Regions from separate parts of the Mus musculus genome. Here all the other regions are linked to region 2. The links are chromatin loops, found by intact Hi-C in ENCODE. Cell type or tissue: gastrocnemius. All regions are shown on one strand. Region 1 overlaps Fbln1 (fibulin 1). Region 2 overlaps Gm19277 (predicted gene, 19277). Region 3 overlaps Fbln1 (fibulin 1).

What was found. A loop is a pair of places that touch in the nucleus more often than their neighbours do. Peaks named below come from ENCODE experiments on the same cell type or tissue, not always from the same donor. Only the 100,000 strongest peaks of a DNase experiment are listed, where the experiment ranks them.
Region 1: it touches region 2 in a loop (10-fold over the local background); 33 of 42 quality-filtered maps call a loop at or near these places.
Region 3: it touches region 2 in a loop (13-fold over the local background); 28 of 42 quality-filtered maps call a loop at or near these places.

What each region holds. Positions count from the first base shown.
Region 1 is chr15:85,247,846-85,251,845 of GRCm38, forward strand. The region is part of intron 14 of Fbln1 (fibulin 1); the gene reads left to right. Among named protein-coding and RNA genes, the nearest start is that of Fbln1, 44 kb to the left of the region's middle. In gastrocnemius, a CTCF peak has its summit at 1,610 (motif pointing left); DNase peaks (open chromatin) are centred at 352 and 1,604; H3K27ac peaks cover 451 bases.
Region 2 is chr15:85,149,517-85,153,516 of GRCm38, forward strand. Gm19277 (predicted gene, 19277) reads right to left here. Exons shown (of 3, transcript NR_040360.1): 2 at 2,377-2,483; 3 at 1-638. Among named protein-coding and RNA genes, the nearest start is that of Gm19277, 4.6 kb to the right of the region's middle. In gastrocnemius, a CTCF peak has its summit at 2,007 (motif pointing right); a DNase peak (open chromatin) is centred at 2,018; H3K27ac peaks cover 1,371 bases.
Region 3 is chr15:85,229,589-85,233,588 of GRCm38, forward strand. Fbln1 (fibulin 1) reads left to right here. Exons shown (of 17, transcript NM_010180.2): 5 at 1-28; 6 at 1,211-1,312; 7 at 1,829-1,966; 8 at 2,951-3,088. Among named protein-coding and RNA genes, the nearest start is that of Fbln1, 26 kb to the left of the region's middle. In gastrocnemius, a CTCF peak has its summit at 2,061 (motif pointing left); a DNase peak (open chromatin) is centred at 2,056; H3K27ac peaks cover 2,390 bases.

The DNA.
Region 1 (4,000 bases), 98 kb after region 2:
TCTTTCCTCATGTAGCTTCCTTCTCTCCTGTGCTGTTCCTGGCTACCCAGGAGCCTGACCAAGCAAGCCAGGACCACAAGCCACCAATGAGTCTCGTGGACACACTGAGGTCCCGACCTCTGAGTGCTTGCTACTCCTGTGTTCAGGGCTACCTCTGGCACCCGATGGGACTGGGTACATCCTTTTTCCTGCCCACAGAGCCACTCGGATGGAGTATGGTTGTAAAGCTGTCATGAGGCTGGGTAGCTTTGGATACTGAGTCTTAGGAAAGTAGCTAAAGTGAAAAGCTATGGTCACAGAGCTCAAGAGGGACCTGGCCAGGGACGACAGATGGAATTGACGTCCGCGGATGGTCACAGGGGCGGCCCTGCTGCTTTTCTCTGCGCTTTTGTCTCTCTTCCGTGGAGGCTTCTGATCATTTTCACAGAACTTGGGCTGCTGCAGTCAAAGATGTTGAAGCTGAGAATTGGGACACATTGCACTGTAATGCGTATATGGGAAACGTGTGGAAGCCGTGAGCCTGCTTGCCATGCTGAGCTGATCTGAGGTCCAGATACACAGACACACAGACACACACACACACAGACACACACACACACACACACACACACACACACACACACACACCCCGCCCTACTCTGTAATAGATTCAGTAGTGACTGCCCACCCCCATCGGGGTGATTCAGCTAACAGATTTTATTGCTGTCCCTAGTCTGACCAGTAGATTGCCACACAGTGATTATGGTTTCTGGGATGTTTCCTTCCCTCTATTTCCCTCCCCTCCTCTCCCCTCCTCTCCCCTCCTCTCCTCTCCCCTCCCCTCCTCTCCCCCCTCCCCTCCTCTCTCTTCCCCTCCCCTCTTCCCCCTCCTCCCTTTCCCCCTCCTCTCCTCTCCTTCCCTGTCTTCCCCCTTCTCCCCTCCCTCTCCTCTCTTCTCCTTTCCTCTTCCATTTTCTCCCCCCTCCCCTCTTCCCCTCTCCCTCTTTTCTCTCCCTCTTCCCCTCCCCTCTTCCCCTTCTACCCCTCCCCTCCCTTCCTTTTTTCTTCTCTCTCTCTCTCTCTCTCTCTCTCTCTCTCTCTCTCTCTCTCTCTCATTTTTCAAGACAGGGTTTCTCCGTGTAGCTCTGGCTGTCCTGGAATTCGCTCTGTAGACCAGGCTGGCCTAGAACTCACAGAGATCTTCCAGCCTCTGGGACTAAAAGCCTCCACCAGCTGATGCTGATCCCTAGGATGTTTCAATAAATTTTGGGGCAGAGAAGGAAACTCAAGGTCCAAGTCTGCCTGTACAGTGACCATTTACAAAGTGTGCTGGCACTGGAGATAGAGCCAAAGTGCCACAGTGAGTGGCGGAGTCACGGCCTTTTGGGAAGTGAGTGGTCTAAAAAGAGCCACCCCAGGCACCTCTTCCAGGGAGGTCTTGGATGCTCTGATGGATGACAGCGTCATCTCTGTCAGGCTCTGGATGTGACAGTCATGGGAGCTGGATCAGGGCATCATGCGTGTCTCACATTCCTTCCCTTCACATTTGCTGTGCTTTTGTGGCAACTCAAGACCTAGTCTTTGGTCGGTAGAGGGCCTCACAGACAAGTGGGAAAGGTGAATTCCATGAGGGAGACTCTAGCACCACCTACTGACCAGATCCATTTAGATTGCTCCCGAAGCAGTATGTATGTGTGTGAGTGTGTGTAATGTGTGTGTCATTGTGTGTCTCTGTGCATGAATGGGTATGGTGTGTGTGTGTGTGTGTGTGGTGTGTGTCTTGTCTCTGTGTGTGAGTGTGTGTGGTGTATGTATTTCCGTGTGTTTGAGTGGGTGCGGTGTATGTATCTTTGTGTCTGAGTGTGTGTGTGTGTCTTTGTGTGTGTGTGTGTGTGTGTGTGTGTGTGTGTGTGTGCTCTAAAGGGAAATAGGCCAACTTTGAAACCCAAACTTACTGCTTGCTGCCCTTGACATCCCAGAGGAACATAGCACATGAACCCCAGCTGCCTGCCTGGCTCTTATGGCCCTCCCTTCTCCCAGTCATCAAAGGCCCTTCCTTGATAGAAAGATCTCTCTGGCATGTAGAGTGCCCCCATTTTACCCAGTCCTCTGGCATCTCCAGGGACGGCTGCCTTTCAGCAGTGCCCATGATGTCCACCTTATTCCCTACTGCCAGCTCTGGACTCTCAGTGACAGGCTCTGTCTTCAGTGGGCATGGTTCTCTCCTGTCACTGGTGTTGTGGATCTTACTTGAAGGACTTCTCTTTTCTTAGAGCCAGAATGTTAACTAGTCAAGTATGTGAGAGGCTTCCTAGCAGCCCTGATAAGCATCCAATAAGACACAAACAGAAACGCTGTGCACAAGAAGTGTCAAATGTGTAGCAAATTCAGGACAAGACATGGAGACTTAAAAAGCCAGAGGAGGGATGTAATGCAAGACCCTGAGAGATTCCGTGACTGGAGAATCCAAACTTGGTCAAAATGGCAGACCTACTTGAGGAGGACTTGGTCAAGTCCAATGGGGCTGGCCATCTTGGCTCTGCTTCTTAAGTTCCTGTCATTCTGCCTTTATCATGTGTTGGGCCTGGTTCAGGACTAGAACTCGAGTCCTGTCATTTTCCTGTCAACACTCTGTCATAAGAATGTACTGTTGTCATCCTGTTGCAGGAAGTTAGAGGCTATAATTAGATGCTACTAAGAGAACTTATTCTCACCTTAGCACAGGAAATCAGTTCCTGTGACAGGAAGTTAGTACACGTCTCCATTCTGTAACAAGAAGTGAGAGCCTGTTACCATCTCTAACACACAAGAAATTAGGACCTGTCTTCATTGATACCACATACAGGAAGTTAGAGTCTGTCACAGGAAGTAAGAACCTGTCTTCATCTCCACCACACAGGAAGTTCGGTGTTGTCTTCATCCTGTCACAGGAAGTTCAGTCTTGTCACAGGATATTAGAACCTGGCATTATCCCCATTTTGAGCCCCACTCTGTCTCTATGGACAGAAGCAGAGAATCGGACCAAGTGTCTAAAGCTGAATCACAGGGCTGGGGAACGGATCTCATCCCTGAGCTTAGACTTGGCATCTTCCTTCACAATGTGGCTCTCTCTGAACCTTTTTCCTCATCTGACAAGGGGCACTCAAGCCGCCATCTTGAACACTGGTTGTGATGACGCCAATGAATGTATGGGGGATTAGCCCCACATGCAAGTACGTGGTAACAGCCGTGATGATTTCTGGGTAATCCCTGAGATCCACCCAGGAGTTCTTCATGGCCTTGGCCACTATCTGGGTGAGGCCCTTGCTGAGTGTGCCCAGGGTAGCTAGCTCTCTGCCTTGAGAAGGGGACACATCTCCCCCTGGCTTGACCCTGGTCACCAGTACCCCTAGAGGGTGTTGCTGTACCTGAGTCTGCGGCCTGGAGGTCTACAACGCCTCCCCCAGGTGAGTGAGGGTTTTCTTTGTGCTGGCTGCATCAGTCAGAGGGGTGGCAGGAGGCCCCACCCAGTGAACAGGAGGCCCCGCCTAGTGAGCCGTGCTTGCCCACACTCTGTTGTTTCTCTGCTTGCCGAGGTGGCGCTAACCCTCTTCCTGTCTCTCTGTCCACTTGTCTTTCAGCCGCTGTGAGCGCTTGCCTTGCCATGAGAACCAGGAGTGCCCCAGGCTGCCTCTGAGAATAACCTACTACCACCTCTCTTTTCCCACCAACATCCAAGTGCCAGCGGTGGTTTTCCGCATGGGCCCTTCCAGTGCTGTCCCTGGGGACAGCATGCAGCTGGCCATCACCGCTGGCAATGAGGAGGGCTTTTTCACCACTCGAAAGGTGAGCCACCACAGTGGGGTGGTGGCCCTCACCAAACCCATCCCTGAGCCCAGGGACTTGCTCCTGACCGTCAAGATGGATCTTTATCGCCACGGCACAGTCAGCTCCTTTGTGGCCAAGCTTTTCATCTTTGTGTCTGCAGAGCTCTGAGTGCTTGCTTGAGCCCTGGGCACTCCCTCTTGTTGCTTTCCCACCC
Region 2 (4,000 bases):
CCTACTATACTGTGTTTTGCATCCTGCTGAAGACATCTCTTAGAAAAGAACATTGCCTCTGAATGCAGAATTCTCAGTGGTTGTTTAAAATCTTTGACACTCAGCAGGAAACACCAACGAGATGCTGAATGAGGGGCGCTGTTCCCGTCTCAACATCCCTGTAGTATCCCATGTCTCTCTGGGCTGCCTTGGAGTGGCCCTTGAGGCTACACACCCACAAGCACACTCCTCTGCGGTCCCAGAACACCGTAGATTTATTCATAGAAGTGAGAGAAGTCCTCAGCAGAAAACCTGATGTGATAGTCTCAAGTTAGTTTTGCGAGGGCAAGGGGCTGACTGGAAAAGCGCCTGATGGTGCCAATCAGACACGAATAGAAGTTGGTCCTGGAAGAAAGCAGGCACGACTCCGTACCCACAGCATTCCTAAGATTCATTCTCCACATTAAACCATAAGAAGACTCGTGGGAGGGCATTAAACACAAGAGACCTGGCCCCTGTGGGTAACCGCTAGTGGAAGCGGCCATCTGCACTTGGATCTCCAGGAACTTCAGGTGATGCAGCTCTCAGATGCCACAGTTTTGAAAGTGCCAGCGTCTTAGGCTCCTAGCTTCGACGGGTGACCATCCTAGACTCTGTTGCTATACACAACAGAAAATGATCATATAAGTTAAAAACTATTTCCAGTGTGGCAACAGCTCAGGACTACAGCCTCTGGGAGAGAAACAGGTGAGCTGCCTGAGCTTCTGGGAGTCCTCCCTGCAGATGCAGTGCTCTGGTAGATGGAGGGGCTGCACACTGGCTGTGGGTGGAGACTTGGGTAGGACACACCAGCCTCCCTGAGTTCAGAAATAGCTGGGGCAGAGATACCACATGACCCAGCAATCTTACCCTTCAGTAGTACTCCAGAGAACTTGAATGTCCACAGAAACACTATATGCCCATCTGTCGAATGGATCAACAAATGTGTCATCTCTATACAGTGATCATTCAGCCATAGAAAGAAATGAGATGCCGACAGAACACACAGATCATGCATGGTTTAGAAAAGATGCCAAGGGCAGAAGAAGCCTGTCACAAAAGGCCACACACAGTAGGACTGCATTTTCTTTCATGTAGGACATGTCCAGAATAGATCTTTCGAGACGAAGCAGGTTATACTTTTGCTAGGGACAGGCTGGAGTGGTAGCAAAAGGGTAGAGAGTTCCTCCAGGTGCTGAGAATGTTGTAGACTTAGTTCTGATGGCTGGAGAACACTGAATATACCAAAACCCTTGGAAATGCACAAGGTCAGAGGATGGATAATATGAGGAAGTAACAGCCAAAATGCAACTGGGAAAGGGACCTTTTCAAAGCAGTTGTGTGCTTACCCTGGGGGTCAGAAAAGGAATGAAAATGTATGTCCATAAAATGACAGTTACAGGAGGTTATTAAGGAGGTTTTATGTTGAGGGGGGCTCCCCTTCTCAAAGGAAAAGGGAAGGGAGGAATGGGAGAGGATCTCCATGAGGGGATAGTGAGGGGGGGGGGCTGGTGTTAGGATGCAAAGTGAGTAAATTTAATTTAAAAAAAATGACTGTTACAGAAATGGCCACAATGTGTCGATCTTGTTATATTCCCACACTCAGTCCACCCCAGTGTTTTCCAACAGGTAACAAAGTACACATCTGTGTTGTATTCCTAATATCACAAGAAATAAAATTGTTGATAAACTCCACTAAAAGGTAGAGACAGAAACTGTGAGCAGAAACACCATACTGGATATGAAAGACATACAACACGAGATTCTCCATGTTTGAAGTTCCAGAACCAGCAAAAATAGTCTCTCCCTTAGGGAGTCAGAGGGATGACTGTAGAGAAATGGGAGGCTACTTGCTAGAAGTGGAGGAAATATACAGATAAAAACCATTTACCCCCTTCCACTGGTACCAGGAGGACCCCTAACAAACCCAGACAATCAGTGTACAGCCAGCTCTTGTTGCTGGCAGCCATTGCCACATCCAACCAGCAGGTGGCGACCCTGGCTTGCCTCTCAAACCTCCACTCAGCCCTGGCCACCTTGTTCCCACTAGCGCCACAGTCTCTGCAAACAGAGGAGGCCAAGAGGGAAGGTCATTTTGATAACCTGAGCAACAGATACTCTCCGTGTCAGTGCGATGAAACAATAGGTCTAGACACTGTCCCGTGAGCAGCAGTCGTTAGCTTGGCTCCAGGCAGAGCATGGGGAGGGGCTGGGTTCTGTTGAAGATGATGAGATGTAAAAAGGGTGTAGGAGGATGGGAGCCAAGCAGGGAGTGGACAGCTCATGCGCATAGTGGGGCTTCGTCTCGGATTGCTCCCCACGCCCCAGAGACGTCTAGGGCTCTTCCCTAACCATTACCTTCAGGCACACGCTGGCAAACCGTGGAGCCCATGGCCTCTGTCAGATCTGTCAACGTCAGTCTTTCCAAGTCCGTGTCTGTAGCGCTGCCCTCTTTGTTCTCTTCTCTAAATGAGGTGAATGAGAAAAAGAAAATGGACATGACCGTTCTTAGGTAGGGTGGAGGAGAAAGTTTATTGTAGGTACAAAGGGAGAGCATAGTTAGAGGCAGACATGTCTGGGAGAGTCCAGAGCTGTCATGACCTTGGGCCATTTGAAGAGAGGGGCCAGGGGAGGGAAAGGTAGAGAGGGGAACCAGGTGCAGCAGCCAGGAGGTACAAAAGGGGACAGGTAATCAAAATGTCTGGATTATATAGGGAAGAGCCTCTGGGGAAGGGAAGCCCAGACCCTGGGCTGGAGCGTTCAGGGTAGAGAACAGGGTAGGACTAAGGGATGCTGGGAGAACCTGGAGGGCAGGTCTGATTTGATATGTTAAATAGGTTCCTCAGCTGTTTGTCCTGGGCTTGAAACTCAACTTGAAGGAGATCAGCATTTAGTATGGCCATGACATGGGGCAGTCATTCTAGAAAATGCCCCAAACTCTCTTTTCCATGGTGTCAGAGACACTCCCAACTCCTCTAGCCACGATTTGGGGGCCAGAACGCTCCAGAGAATTTCTTATTGAAGAAAGAAAATCGCAGCTAGGGCTATCTCCTCCATACCAGACTAGTTTCTGAATTAGTTCCCACCTAGGACTTAGTTTCACAGTATAGCTCTGTTGACAAGATGTCCAGACAGAATCTCGGGCAGGACTCTCAGTGTTTGGATCTGCCAAACACTGAGAACAAGAATAGAAGCCAGACAGTCACCACTAAATCTCTTATTTAAGATCACTCAGTGTCCTTGGCTGGCTTCTCTGGGATGAGGTCCAGAGTGGCCCACTAACTGGTCCAATGTTCAGTCTCAACTCAAGTTCACGACCAGCAAGTCTTAGTAGCCAGAGTCATCTGTTTAGATGGGCAGTCTGCAGGCCCCATCTCCAGCCTCATCCTCTCCAGGGGAGAGTTGTGTGGGTCCGAGTTTAATCCCATAGGGAAGGGGCAGTGGGCTTGCAGCTATGGAGCCCTGTACCATGCTGGTCCAGTGCTATTATCTTATTAAAATCTTCACTGTCCTTTAGCACACATTCCTTGTCCCAGAGGAAGACCAGAGTCTTAGAAAGTTGAACTAGCTTTCCAAAGTCCTCAGGGCCAGGTGAAGGTGAAGTCAGGCATTGGATCCAATTCTGATCCCAAAGCCACCTCCCACAGAATAGAAGGCTCACAGGTGAGCATTAGCAGAGTCCCTATAGAAAGGCAGGCACTCAGCAAAAACTGGCAGGAGAGCTAGGGGCTGGTGCAGGGGTGAAAGGGTCTACCCGAGTGCAACCCCTGGAACCTACAGTGGAAACAAGAACCAACTCTCGGAAGTTGTCCTCTCTCACACATGCACACACATACACACACCACACTACACTACACATACACCACATTACACACATAAGTATACACACTCACCATTACACACACACCACACATACACACACCACACTACACACATACGTACACACACATACCACACACACACACACACACCACACACACAC
Region 3 (4,000 bases), 80 kb after region 2:
GACCCGTACCTGAATGACCGCTGTCGAGGTGAGATGTTGGGATCTGTGGGAGTCCTTTGGTAGGTAGCTATGAAAGCCCAGGGGATAGTGTTGACTTCTGCTAAGACTCAGCTGGAAAGTACTTCTGTTCTTGGGGCCCTTGGGGCTCCCTGTTTCTTCCACCCTTGAGTGCTCAGAGCCGGGGGGATCTGTCGGGGACAGTGGCTTATGGAGGCAGGACTGGTGTGAGCACTCCAGTGCCAGCAAGCTCCTGGGCTCTGTGGGTGATGATACTTCTCCAAGGCTGCGATGCCCCAGGAGAGTAGCTATTTCTTATCTGTGTGTCCCTGGAGCCCCGCTTGTCCCTGTAGAGTCATGGTCTCTTAGGAGACCTTTGCACTTACGTTAGAGTGACCACGCAGTGCAGCCTTTTCTAACTAAATTCTTTTTCTTCAAGAACATTCTGGCTCATCTAACCTGACCGTTCTGTTGCAGCTCCACCCAAAGGGTTCACTCTGCGACTGGGTGTTAGGTATGCAGGCAGCTTAATCACAAAGTGATAGCGCCAGCACTCAGTGTCAACCTGCGCTGAGGCCAGGAGGGAGGGGAGAGGGAGATAAGGAGTTCCCAGGAAGCTTGGAGTGAGCCCTCTCTGGGTGGCCACAGATGATTTCTGCGAGAGTGACAGCCGGTGTGACAACTTAGGAGGATCCATTAGCCACCATCGCTGTAAGGCCTGCGTGCCCCTGATAGCCAGCCAGGCTGTGGCAAAGGAAACACAGATCATCCCAGTGGGGTTACACTCGAAGTATCCCGTGTGAGTCACAGGGGAGGTGCCAGGCAGGGAGAGGCTGTACCCACAATTGTCACAGCACCGGACATGGACATGGGCAAGCTAGCAGGAATGGGCAGCTGGAAACCCTTGAGAGTTACATGGGCTCTGATAGAGCCCTGCCTCCAGGTGGAGCCTGTTCCCCCCAGGCCTCTTGTTGACCACGAGCAGTATGCCTCCCCAGGTCCACTCTAACCACAGAAGCAACACAAGGTTCCTAACTTGTCAGACCTCTGCTGCCTTCAGAGGCCCCGGAGACGCTCAGAGCCGAGGCTTGGGAGTGTCCCAAGGACCACACGTGGCTGTGGCAAGGAGCCTGTTTTCTGTGTCCGTGCATCCTGGAAGGGTCTCTGAAGGTCGCTCAGTCTGTTCACTAGCTCCCATGGACTCTGGTTGCAGGTGGCGGGCCCTGTAAGCAGCAGTGCCGTGACACTGGGGACGAGGTGATCTGCTCTTGCTTTGTGGGCTACCAGCTGCAGTCGGATGGTGTCTCCTGCGAAGGTAACATCTGAGAGCTAGCCCCTGTGCTTCGGAGCCTCTGCTGAGCAGGCCTGCGTGGCACAACCTTTGTTCCATTCCTGGAACACAGCTGGGACCTGCGTGCTGCCTGGACAAGGCTGTCTTCTAGAAGACTATAGATACAGTGTGGGCAAAGGGCTGCATTGGGGTTCACCTGGGTTCAGGATCTGCCGTGAGGCCTTGGGTAGATCTTTCTTTCTGCCTTTCCCGTTGTCTAAGAGATGGGGATGATGCATGCGACCTCCTTTGTGGGAGTCTTGTAGACGCCATGATTCTAGGGTCTGGCCCTTACTCAAAGAGATCTGAAACTTAACAGAGCTTGATTTGGTGTCTGCCCCTCTCCAGATGTGCCCACAGCAAGACTCAGCTCAGTTTGATTGGGCAACTTGATGAATGCAGGAAGCCAGATCCACCATGGCTTCTGGGACATTCCTTCTGCTCAAGCTTAAGGCTTGGTTGTTCTTGCTGGTTACTTCTGCATCGCCTTAATCTCTCTAGATATCAATGAATGCATCACAGGCAGCCATAACTGCCGGCTGGGAGAATCCTGCATCAATACAGTGGGCTCTTTCCGCTGCCAGCGGGACAGCAGCTGTGGGACTGGCTATGAGCTCACAGAGGATAATAACTGCAAAGGTACAGCTCACATCCAAACCTAAAACTCACCCCTTCCCCAGCTGTGGGTATGGCCTAGAGGGAAGGGCCCATTGGGCTCTGTGGTGCTGCCCCCATGTGGCTGCCTCAGGTACTGCAAGAAGGAGGAGGGTCCACCTCCTTGCAAAGTACACAAGGGCAAATGAAGGAAGGTCTGTGATGAGCAGGTTTACTTCAATATGATGCTGAGTTAGTGACACTAGCCCATTTGATTTAGAAAGCTCGGAGCCTGATCTTTGACAAACAAGTCCAGGGTCCTCGTTTGTGTTTCCGTACAAACAGAACCAACCCAGATGAAGTTGAAGATGCTTGCTAGCGCAGGTCTTGTGTAAAAATGTTGATCATTGAATTATACGGGGTGACCCAAGAGCCAGATGCCTTCTCTTGGCAGCCAAGCCCTTGAGCAATCCCGCTGCCCCACCCTGCACTGCTGCCTGCCTGAGCCTCTGGACTCCAGAGCCTGGGAGCCAGGCCAGCTGAGTAGATACACTTGAACCTTTGACAGCCGTGAACTTCGAGACAGGGCAATCTATCTTGTCCTATCTTGATGTAACTATTGTTAATATTTGGACTATTATGAAGACCTCGAGATAAAAAGAATTAAAAGTCTGTGTTTATTGTCGCTAAGATAATTGCTGTATGATCTAATCCAAACATACACTTCTCAATGAATGATATACCTGCCAGGAAAATGCCTAAGCGATTTGTTAAATAGCAAAAAGCTTGCCTCATAAGTCAGGGAGGAGGAGTGTTTTTTTAAGAGTGTTTTTTTAAGACTTTAGCAATTTTTACACAGTTTGGCTCACCGTGGGCCTTTTCGTAACACCCTCTCTGTTGAAATATTTTGGGGTTATAGTCTGAGAAATGAGCCTTTTTTTTTAAAGTACTTTCTTGTGATATTAAAGTATTGTGACACTCTTCTGGCTGGACTCTTGCTAACAATCTCCTTTTTTTACGATGCACCAGATATTGACGAATGTGAGACTGGTATTCATAACTGCCCCCCCGATTTTATCTGTCAGAATACTCTGGGATCCTTCCGTTGCAGACCGAAGCTGCAGTGCAAGAGCGGCTTCATACAGGATGCTCTAGGCAACTGCATTGGTAAGACACGCGCCGCCGTGAGCGGGGTTAGTGCGAGCATGCGACAGTCAGCCCAGATCAGGGCTGGTAAACTTCCTTCATGGGCAAAAAGCAAATGTCATAGGCATTGTGAACCATGTGGCCACAGTGACTCATCCTGGCCAGGTACAGTCTAAAGGGCACAGCGTGTAGACCCAGGTGGTGGGGCTGTGTCTCAATAAAACTTTATTTATAAAACTACTGGCGATCAGGGTTAGGTCTAAGGCCGGGTCTAAGGGTCTAATCCCTGTGCTTTGGGTGAAGGGGTTTCAGACTCAGAGACTATTAGATTCGAACTTGTGCCAAGGTTCATTTCCTTCGTTGGAGCCTCAGGTGTTTCCCCTTAAGATGGGCGTGACTGTAGCATCTAGCTGAGAGGCTGAGAACAAGGACCTCGGCGGTTGCTTGTGATAGGATGGGTACATGAGAAGCATCCTTTGACGTGTGGTTGCTCCCAGCCACAGCCACTTAGACCTTCGGAAATTGTTTCACAGAAAAATGGTTCACTTCGTAGAGACAGACTAGAGTGGCGTTCGGTGGAGACAGTTTCAATCTGGAAAAGGATAAGACTCAAAGATGTGTGGGTTGAGAGCCGAGTGAACCAGTGTATAAAGGAGCCATGAGCTCAGTGTGATCATAAGAGTCCAGAGAAAGGCTGCTCAGATAGGAGGGCTACCTGCCTCTCTCTTCTGTTGTCTTTGTGCTGCGCAGGGGCACCGCCTAGCTGTTAGCATTTGAAGTCTTATCTGCTTTGTAGGCAGGAACTTCTAAACCTTTGCTTTGAGGTCAGAGTCCCTTCTTCTAAACAGCTGCAGGTCTGCTGGCTGCAACCCCTCTCCTTTCAAAGGGAAAACACTAGACACTGCTGTGCAAGTTCCTCTCTTATCTCTCCCC